2 separate regions of the Homo sapiens genome follow, and region 1 is linked to region 2. Evidence: chromatin contacts called from ENCODE Hi-C data. All regions are on one chromosome and are shown on one strand. The core of a region is the stretch at or near the end of the contact, and the rest is flanking DNA. Distances in the headings are between cores, read along the strand shown. Region 1 holds the start of TAF1A-AS1 (TAF1A antisense RNA 1). Region 2 has its middle 62 kb from the start of TLR5.

Region 1 (3,429 bases), core at 170-2,669, 490 kb before region 2:
AGATGTTTCCACTTCTTCATCATCTGTCACAGGCCCTTTTAATTCTTCACTGAAATCACTCATACCTATTACAAGATGAGATATCAGTTACTTTCTGTACATCTTAATCCACAGTCTTCTGAGTTGTACAGAAAAACGGCTATCTTTTTATCTAATAAATATAATTTGATTAGCAAAATGCATTATACCTGTCAGCTCTTTTAAAGTAAAAAATGAATTTAACTATGTCAGCAACAGCCAAAATGAATGATCCATTAAAGACCGAACCACTAATGTTTCAAGTCCATGTAAAGATAAATAAGATACTGCCCCTCTAATTTAAAAAATCTCAAGTCTAGACGAAGAAACAGCAAAACGTATAATAACAAAACAATATGAAAAGTACAGTAAGAATAGAAGTAGCAGCTAATATTTATTAGGCCCTTACTATGCACTAGAAGTATAAATTATCTAATTTAATCCCCACAGCAATCCTGAGGTGGGTACTATTACTTTCTTCCATGTGAAGGTTGAAAAAACTGAGGGGCTTAGTGAAATGATGGAACCTGCCTAACATCACAAAAAATGGTGAGGACGATAGTCTAGGAAATAGAACACCAAACTACTTGGCATGACTAGAATTCGAGGTGCGTGTGGAGGAGGGGTGCGGAAGGTGAGAAACGAACCTAGAAAAATCATCATAAGCCAAGGTGAGTTTAGACTTACTCCTAAAGATGCTCAGGGCCCCTTCCTCATTACCCATATGAAATCGAGTATTAGTGCCCCTGATACTACCTCCAAATTTCCCCTATTTCCCCTCTTCAATCCTACAGCACTACTCTAGTTCAAGACCCCTTCAAACAGTGCCTAGATTACCGCATCAGCTTTCTAAACAATTACCCTGGCTCAGATTTTGCATCTCTGCATTATACCCAGAGTAAACCTTCTAAATTCAAAGCATGTGGCTAGGAGTATGAATTATAAGTAACAACTGAATTTGAATCCGACCCATCACGTGTTTTCAGGAGTAGTTACACAAATCCTCCCTTTCCAAATCCTCAAAAACCCAAATTGGTGACCCGCAGTTGCCACGGCAACCAAAGCTTCTCTATCCCCTTCTTTCGTTTTCAGACCCCAAGGGTTTCAGGTATTAGGAGGAAATATCAGGAGAACATGGATGAATCCTGACACACCCCTTCCCGTTCCATTTAAACGCAGGAACCACGGGCGATATCTGCGGCACTTACCCGCCTAAATTTAGAGCTCCTCAGTAAAGCTAAACTCAGTCTCCGACTCCGGCCCACGTGAAGAAATTCCCACCGGAAGACGAGTTAGGAGAGCTTTATATGAGCAGGCGCTAAACCTGGTTTAGGTATTTAGGCAGCGCGCGGCCCGGCTCGTAACTCCTCCTGCTGCAGCAGGCGTATCGTTGGCCTCGCCTCGACCCCGGAAGTGACTTCTGGAAGTGACCCAGGAAGTGACAGTGAGCTGCCTCTCTGCGATTGGTTTTGCCCGAGTTTTATTTTTGTCTGTCTCAGCTAGAAAGTGGGAGACTTTCATTTAAAATGGAAATTGGGGCGAGGGGTTGGCGGCTGGGCGAAGGGAGCATTCAAAAGCGGAGAATGTCACTTTACCCGAGAAATTCACTACGATGGGCCATTGGTTTCTGCTCGGCTCGCAGGCGCACTGCACGAGTGGAGGTGTGGCTAGTGGCTGTGATGAGATAAATCCATGCATAGCCTTTTCATTGCGAGCTTGAAAGTTCTTTTCTATTACAGTTTTAGCTTTAGGTTTAATTGGTTCGACTGCCTTCTCCACAATTTGGGCGAGAATTTCCTTTGCCTTCTCAGCAAAAGTTGTTCTGCGGACCCGTCTGGGTCAACTTTCATGAGGGACATTGAGACAAACAAATGAAATATGGGTTAAAGGTAAGATGGTTAAACCGTGTGAAATGAGAGACAGTTGAGGGGTTCTAGGGAAGATGATCCCGGAAAAGGACTGCAGGCCCATGGAAACGCAGTGTGCTTCTCCAATATTTGGAGGGCTGATCAGTGAAAGAAGGATCAGACCCTTTTTCTTAGCAGCAGAGAACAGAACTAGGACTAATAAGTGAAAGGTAAAGGGAGGCTGCTTTCAAGTCACAGCAAGAAAGAATTTTGTCCACAAATGAGGATGCACAAATATAGCATAGGCTCCCCCAGGAATCACTGAGTTTCCTCTGTGTAGGTGAACAGTTTGAGTAGAATCGGAGTATCGGAGAGGAAATTAAAGGGTCTGGTAAGAGTTTGAGGCCGGGCGCGGTGGCTCATGCCTGTAATCCCAGCCCTTTGGGAGGCCGAGGCAGGCGGAAAGTTTGAGCTCAGGAGTTCGAAACCAGCCTAGTCAACATGATGAAACCCCGTCCCTACAAAATAAAAATAAAAAAAAATAAGCTGGGGTGATGATGCATGCCTCTAGTCCCAGCTACTCGGGAGGATGAGGTGGGAGGATCACCTGAGCCCAGGGAGGTCGAGGCTGCAGTGAGCTGTGATCACCCTACTGCACTCCAGCCTGGGCGACAGAATGAGACCCTGTCAAAAAAAATTTTGTACATGGATTCCTTAAAATGCTACAAATAGTTGATTCTATGTTGTCTTCTGCATAAAACAATATGCAGTAGTTAAGGACTTGCAAGAAAAGTTCCTTCTGCTGCTCTCTCTGTCATTAGTTCTTGAGTCCTCACTCAAGCTTGTGCTCTAACTCTACAGGCAGGGCTAACATAAATTATGCGTAGTCCAGGAGACCACACACAAAATAACATACATAATCATTACTTTCTTGTCTAGAGGCTTAGTCTGGCTACTTTTCTCCCATTGGCTTGAGGTGTAAATTCACCAAAACCAGCCCAGAAATGATTTTACATGGAAAAAAGTTTATGTTCTCCCGAAAATGAGGAAGAGCTTTCAGATTTTCCTCGAAGTTCTCAAACAGCTCTAAGGAGCAGTAGGAAACGTGCCCTACCTATGCTTTTTCTTTCCCATGCTGCAATTCTGACAGAAAATGTGTTGGAGAGAAGAGATAAAAAAAATCAACTAGATCACATCCAATAGCATAAACAAGAAGGAAGGAGGGAAGGTTGCCGTGGCAGGCATCTGTAGTCCCAGCTACTCCAGAGGCTGAGGCAGGAAGATCGCTGAGCTCAAAAGTTCAATTCCATCCTGGGCAACATAGCAAGACCATGTCTCAAAAAAAAAAAAAAAAAAGGCATGACAAATATGAAAACATAAAGCATGCAAAGACTTTTCTAGATTTCAATCTATAAGAAAACATGTCCTAAGAAAAACATGTTCTTACAATTACTTTGTGCTACAGAGCAACTTAATATGGTGATGAATTATGTTGTTTTTAAAGTTGCAAACTGTCATTTAAGGAATATTATTTCCATGAACGCTTCCTGTGCAATCTATTAAA
Region 2 (3,840 bases), core at 1,049-3,548:
TTAGGAGCAGCAGGCAGTGGAGTCCTGAGCAGAAGCAGGAGGGTTGCAGGGCTGTGCTGGCACCAGCCGTGGTACAACTGGGGCATGGATGATGACTGAAGATGGTCAGGTAGAGGAGAGTTGAAGCTTCTACCCTACATGTGTGCTCACTGTTCAGGAGACTCATCAGCGCTGCTTTACAGTGTGGTCGCTGGCTTTTCCCAAGAGAAAGAGGAAACTGCCAGGACTGCTAAAGGCTGGGCCCAGGACTGCTGCTCCTTCTATGGCTCGACACAGGGGGAAGGGGGACAGCCTCGCTTCTTGCTGGGGCTGATCACAGGGGAAGAGGGGTCCAAGGCCACCATTGGAGACCACGCATTCTACGTGAGGGCCACGGGTCCCCCTGTGTCTGCCTTTCCACGTGGGGAGGGGTACATAGCAGCTGTGAACCTCTCATCTGCTGCCCCAGGCTTTTGGATCCTGTCAATGCACAGACTCTGACAGACTCAAACATCTGCCTTCCAGCCTCGGCCATGTACTCTGGTGACTTCCCCAGAATGAGTGTGGCAGGTCGCCTTGATCCAAGTAGCTGCCAACTCACCCTTGCCCTCTTAAACAGCCCCTTTGTGGACAGTGGTCAGTGACAGAGACATGGGTGACCTGCTGAGTGGGAGGGGAAGGCTCCTCTCTGGAGGTTCAGAGGTGGAATTCAGACCCGCAGGCCAAAGTCTCAGAAGGCAGATTTTACGCCCACGCAGGAGTGAATAATAAACTCTTTAATACTGGAGTGGTCTGATTTCCAAAAGGGGGTGCCCTGTCCCTAGAAGTGTTCACACAGAGGCCGGATCATCCCTGCCGGGAGAATGAGAATGAATTCCTACACTCGTGGAGAGGCTGGACTCTTTAAACTTCCAAGATTCCTCACGCTTTTAATCATCCTTCATTCTAATTATCCAGACCCTATTTGGTGACAATTATCATTTGCAAGTCCCAGCAATCCTCATTTTGGGGGCCAATCCCTAGTTGCTTGTGTAAGTAAGCATTGTTGAGAAAAGGGTCCAACAGCTGGAATCCAGGAAGGCCCTACCTACCTAGGCACCATGTTAATGCCCAGCTAGTCAGTTGGGTCCAAGCGGCTTTGAGTATTTCTATTTTAATATAACTGCATGAAATTCGCGCACCCGGGAAAGAGCTCGTGCGGGGTCACTGAGCACCTTCTTTTCTTGGCCCTGAGGTTGGGCTGGGGGTGGAAAGGACCCTCAGCTCAGAGCCCTCCGTGAGGCCCCCAGCATCTACTGCATCACAGATTGGACTGTCCCCAGCCACAGGACAGGGCTCAGGCCTCCCAGTTCTCCAAGAAGCGCATTCCCTGGGGTTGGCCCACAGGACCGGGCTTCTCCGTTCACCTTTTCTCTTGGATTCGTGCACCACCTTGGCTGTACTGAGAAGCAGTAGTGTGAGCAACCAGGTTTGAAGGCCACAGGCTCTGACCCCAATGCCCACCCTGTGCTGCTCCGGAGGAACTCTCTGGGGTCTCCTGCCCCTCAGGCTCCAATGCCGGCCCCAGCCTCACTCTGCCAGGGCCATGGATCCTGCCCTCACAGCCCTGGGGGGGAAGGACCAGTGCCCAGGCAAAGCTCCATGCCTGGCTCACACAGGCCCACAGGAGAGGGAGGAAAAGTCTCCCTCATGAGTAGCCAGGGTCAGGGTCCAATGAGGGCCCTTAACATGTAAAAGATGTAGCTTGAGCTCAATCAGCTTTAACCTTGTCTTTCCATTACCTCATAAAGTAGCATGGAACTCTTGACAAAAGTAGCAAAGCTCTGAGGAGATGTGCGCTTACTGGCTTTCTAGCATATTCCAAAGTTCTCTCTGCCTCCAGGTGTGTTGCTGCTGCAGGGCTGCAGGTAGGCATGGGCCGGGCTGCAACTTGGGGCTCTTCTGAGGACCTGGGACTCTCCCCGGGAAGGGCGGCCGTGCAGCTGTTTCTAGATCAGCGAGGATTTCACCACAGGACTCCCATTCTGTGATCGTGCTTCCAGGCTGACCTGTGGCACGTGTGTGCAGGGTGTCGTGCATGTGTATTGTGCGTGTGGTGGGTGTCCACTGTGTAGTGTGTGTACACATAGTATGTGTGGTGTGTGTATACTGTGGTTTCTCCCCTGAGGCCGGCGCCTCCGGGTGTGGTGTTGGCGCTGTGTCTAGGGTTTCTAGAAGGGGAGGAATGAGGGAAAGAGGCCCCTCCGGGCACTGGGACAGGCTCAAGGGGAACAGCCCCGAGCTGGGTGTTGGCTGAGTGTGAATTCCAGCAGCCAGGCTCACAGACCCGTGTCACCTCTGACGTCAAGTGGCAGGGACACGCTAAAAGCCTTTGAGTCTATTGATTGAGAAGGCTCCAGAAGGTTTTGGAGCGCTGGAAGAAGGCCAGGCCTGGAATTTACGCGTCGGCCTCTTGGTGTCTCCTCCCGCTGAAGGGAGTAAATCCAGGCAGGTCTGGGGCTGCCGGGCGGGCACCTGGGGCGGAGGAGCCTCGAGGCTGTGGTCCTGCAGCACCACCTGGGGGCGGCGAGAAGAGTAGCCGCAGAGGCTCGGGAGGACGCGCCCTCGGGTCCAGCCGCAGCCAGCACACCGGGAGGTGGTCAGGGGTCATCTCTTCTGCGCCGGCCCCAAAGTAGACTGTCCAGTTCCCTGGGAGATACTGCGAAATCTGCTTCATGTTTCCATTCGTAGACAGGAAAAAAAAAAGCCCGCCCCAAAAGCCTGAGCTTCCATTAGGATTACCTTGCCTGGGGTCCCAGAGTGACCATAAAACACCATTTCCCACCCTCCCTGCCCCATTGGTTTGTCAGAATACTGCTTCCACTAAGAGGTACCATCGTTTAAGATTCTTAGAATATTCTACCTAAAAGGCCTGAATATTCTCATATTCATGTGTGGCCTTAGAATGAATATCCAGCCTGAAAGGAGATGGTGAAGTATGCCTGCCTCATAGGGAAACTGAGGCTCAGCAAGGCTCCGTGGAAGAGGGGAAACCTTACCCTCTGAGTGCTCCATAATGGAGTCTATGGAATAAACTGACAGCAGGCGGATTAGCAGGAGGAAGGGTGACCACATTTATTATGCACATGGATGCATCATGGGAAAGAAAAGTGAATATCTCCAAACCAATGAGAGACCTAGAAGCTTATGCGCCTGACTCACCGCGGAGGCAGGAGAGGGGATGGAGGTGCCATGGGGAGAATGAATGATTTGGGGAAAGATGAATGGGCCCTTGGGAGAATATGGGTAGCCTATGACAAAGTTGGCCTGGGCATGGCATCAACCTTCAGTCCCCTCTGCTGTGATGCGAGTCTCCCCTGGCTCATGAATTTCCTGGGGAGGGGGATTCATGATAATTGAGGTCCCTTTGGAGGGTCCGTCTTTAGGCAGACAAAGGCAGCTCAGAGCAAGCCTCCGCCTGCATCCTGTGCTGCCCAGTGCCTTCGGTTCAAGGTAGCTGGCATACCGTGTTTGGGTGGCACTTCCCGAACTCCTTCAGCCCAGTCCCTTGACTTTAAGCCCAGTGCTCTTTCCACTGCTGTCCACGGTGTGTGGCCCTCCCCCCGTGCAGGTGTGTGACTGGGCACCCGCAGAGGGACACCAGGCCACAGGGAAAACAGAGAGAGGCAGACCCAGATAATGCCAAGATGTGCACAGAGCTGAGTGCTGTAGAAGGAGCTGCAGGCATGGGATGGAGGGTGTGACACCAAGTGGTACCACCCACAGGACACATCTGCTGCGAAGATACTCAGACTGAAGTCTGGGTCCCAGAGAAATGACTCTTTATAGCACCTGGAAAGGCTACCCTGCTGCCTGCAGTCT

Evidence for each region. Hi-C counts contacts between places; a loop is a spot of excess contacts on that map. Pooled maps may share reads with other maps.
Region 1: a loop to region 2 is called in a pooled map, with 13 times the contacts of the local background. The contact joins the promoter of TAF1A-AS1 here to the enhancer-like site in region 2. A Hi-C loop is called at or near these places in 7 of 50 pooled maps.

Annotation. Positions count from the first base shown.
Region 1 is chr1:222,588,501-222,591,929 of GRCh38, forward strand. TAF1A-AS1 (TAF1A antisense RNA 1) reads left to right here and starts at 1,420. Exons shown (of 3, transcript NR_110613.1): 1 at 1,420-1,462; 2 at 1,758-1,907. It overlaps TAF1A (TATA-box binding protein associated factor, RNA polymerase I subunit A), which reads right to left and starts at 1,433. Exons shown (of 11, transcript NM_005681.4): 1 at 1,227-1,433; 2 at 1-65. The coding sequence starts at 63. RefSeq lists enhancers at 1,400-1,933, 1,934-2,466.
Region 2 is chr1:223,079,058-223,082,897 of GRCh38, forward strand. No RefSeq gene overlaps it. Among named protein-coding and RNA genes, the nearest start is that of TLR5, 62 kb to the right of the region's middle. RefSeq lists an enhancer at 1-69. Within about 2 kb of position 2,299, at least 25 of the 41 ENCODE cell types and tissues checked have a DNase peak (open chromatin) inside an H3K27ac peak, as active enhancers do.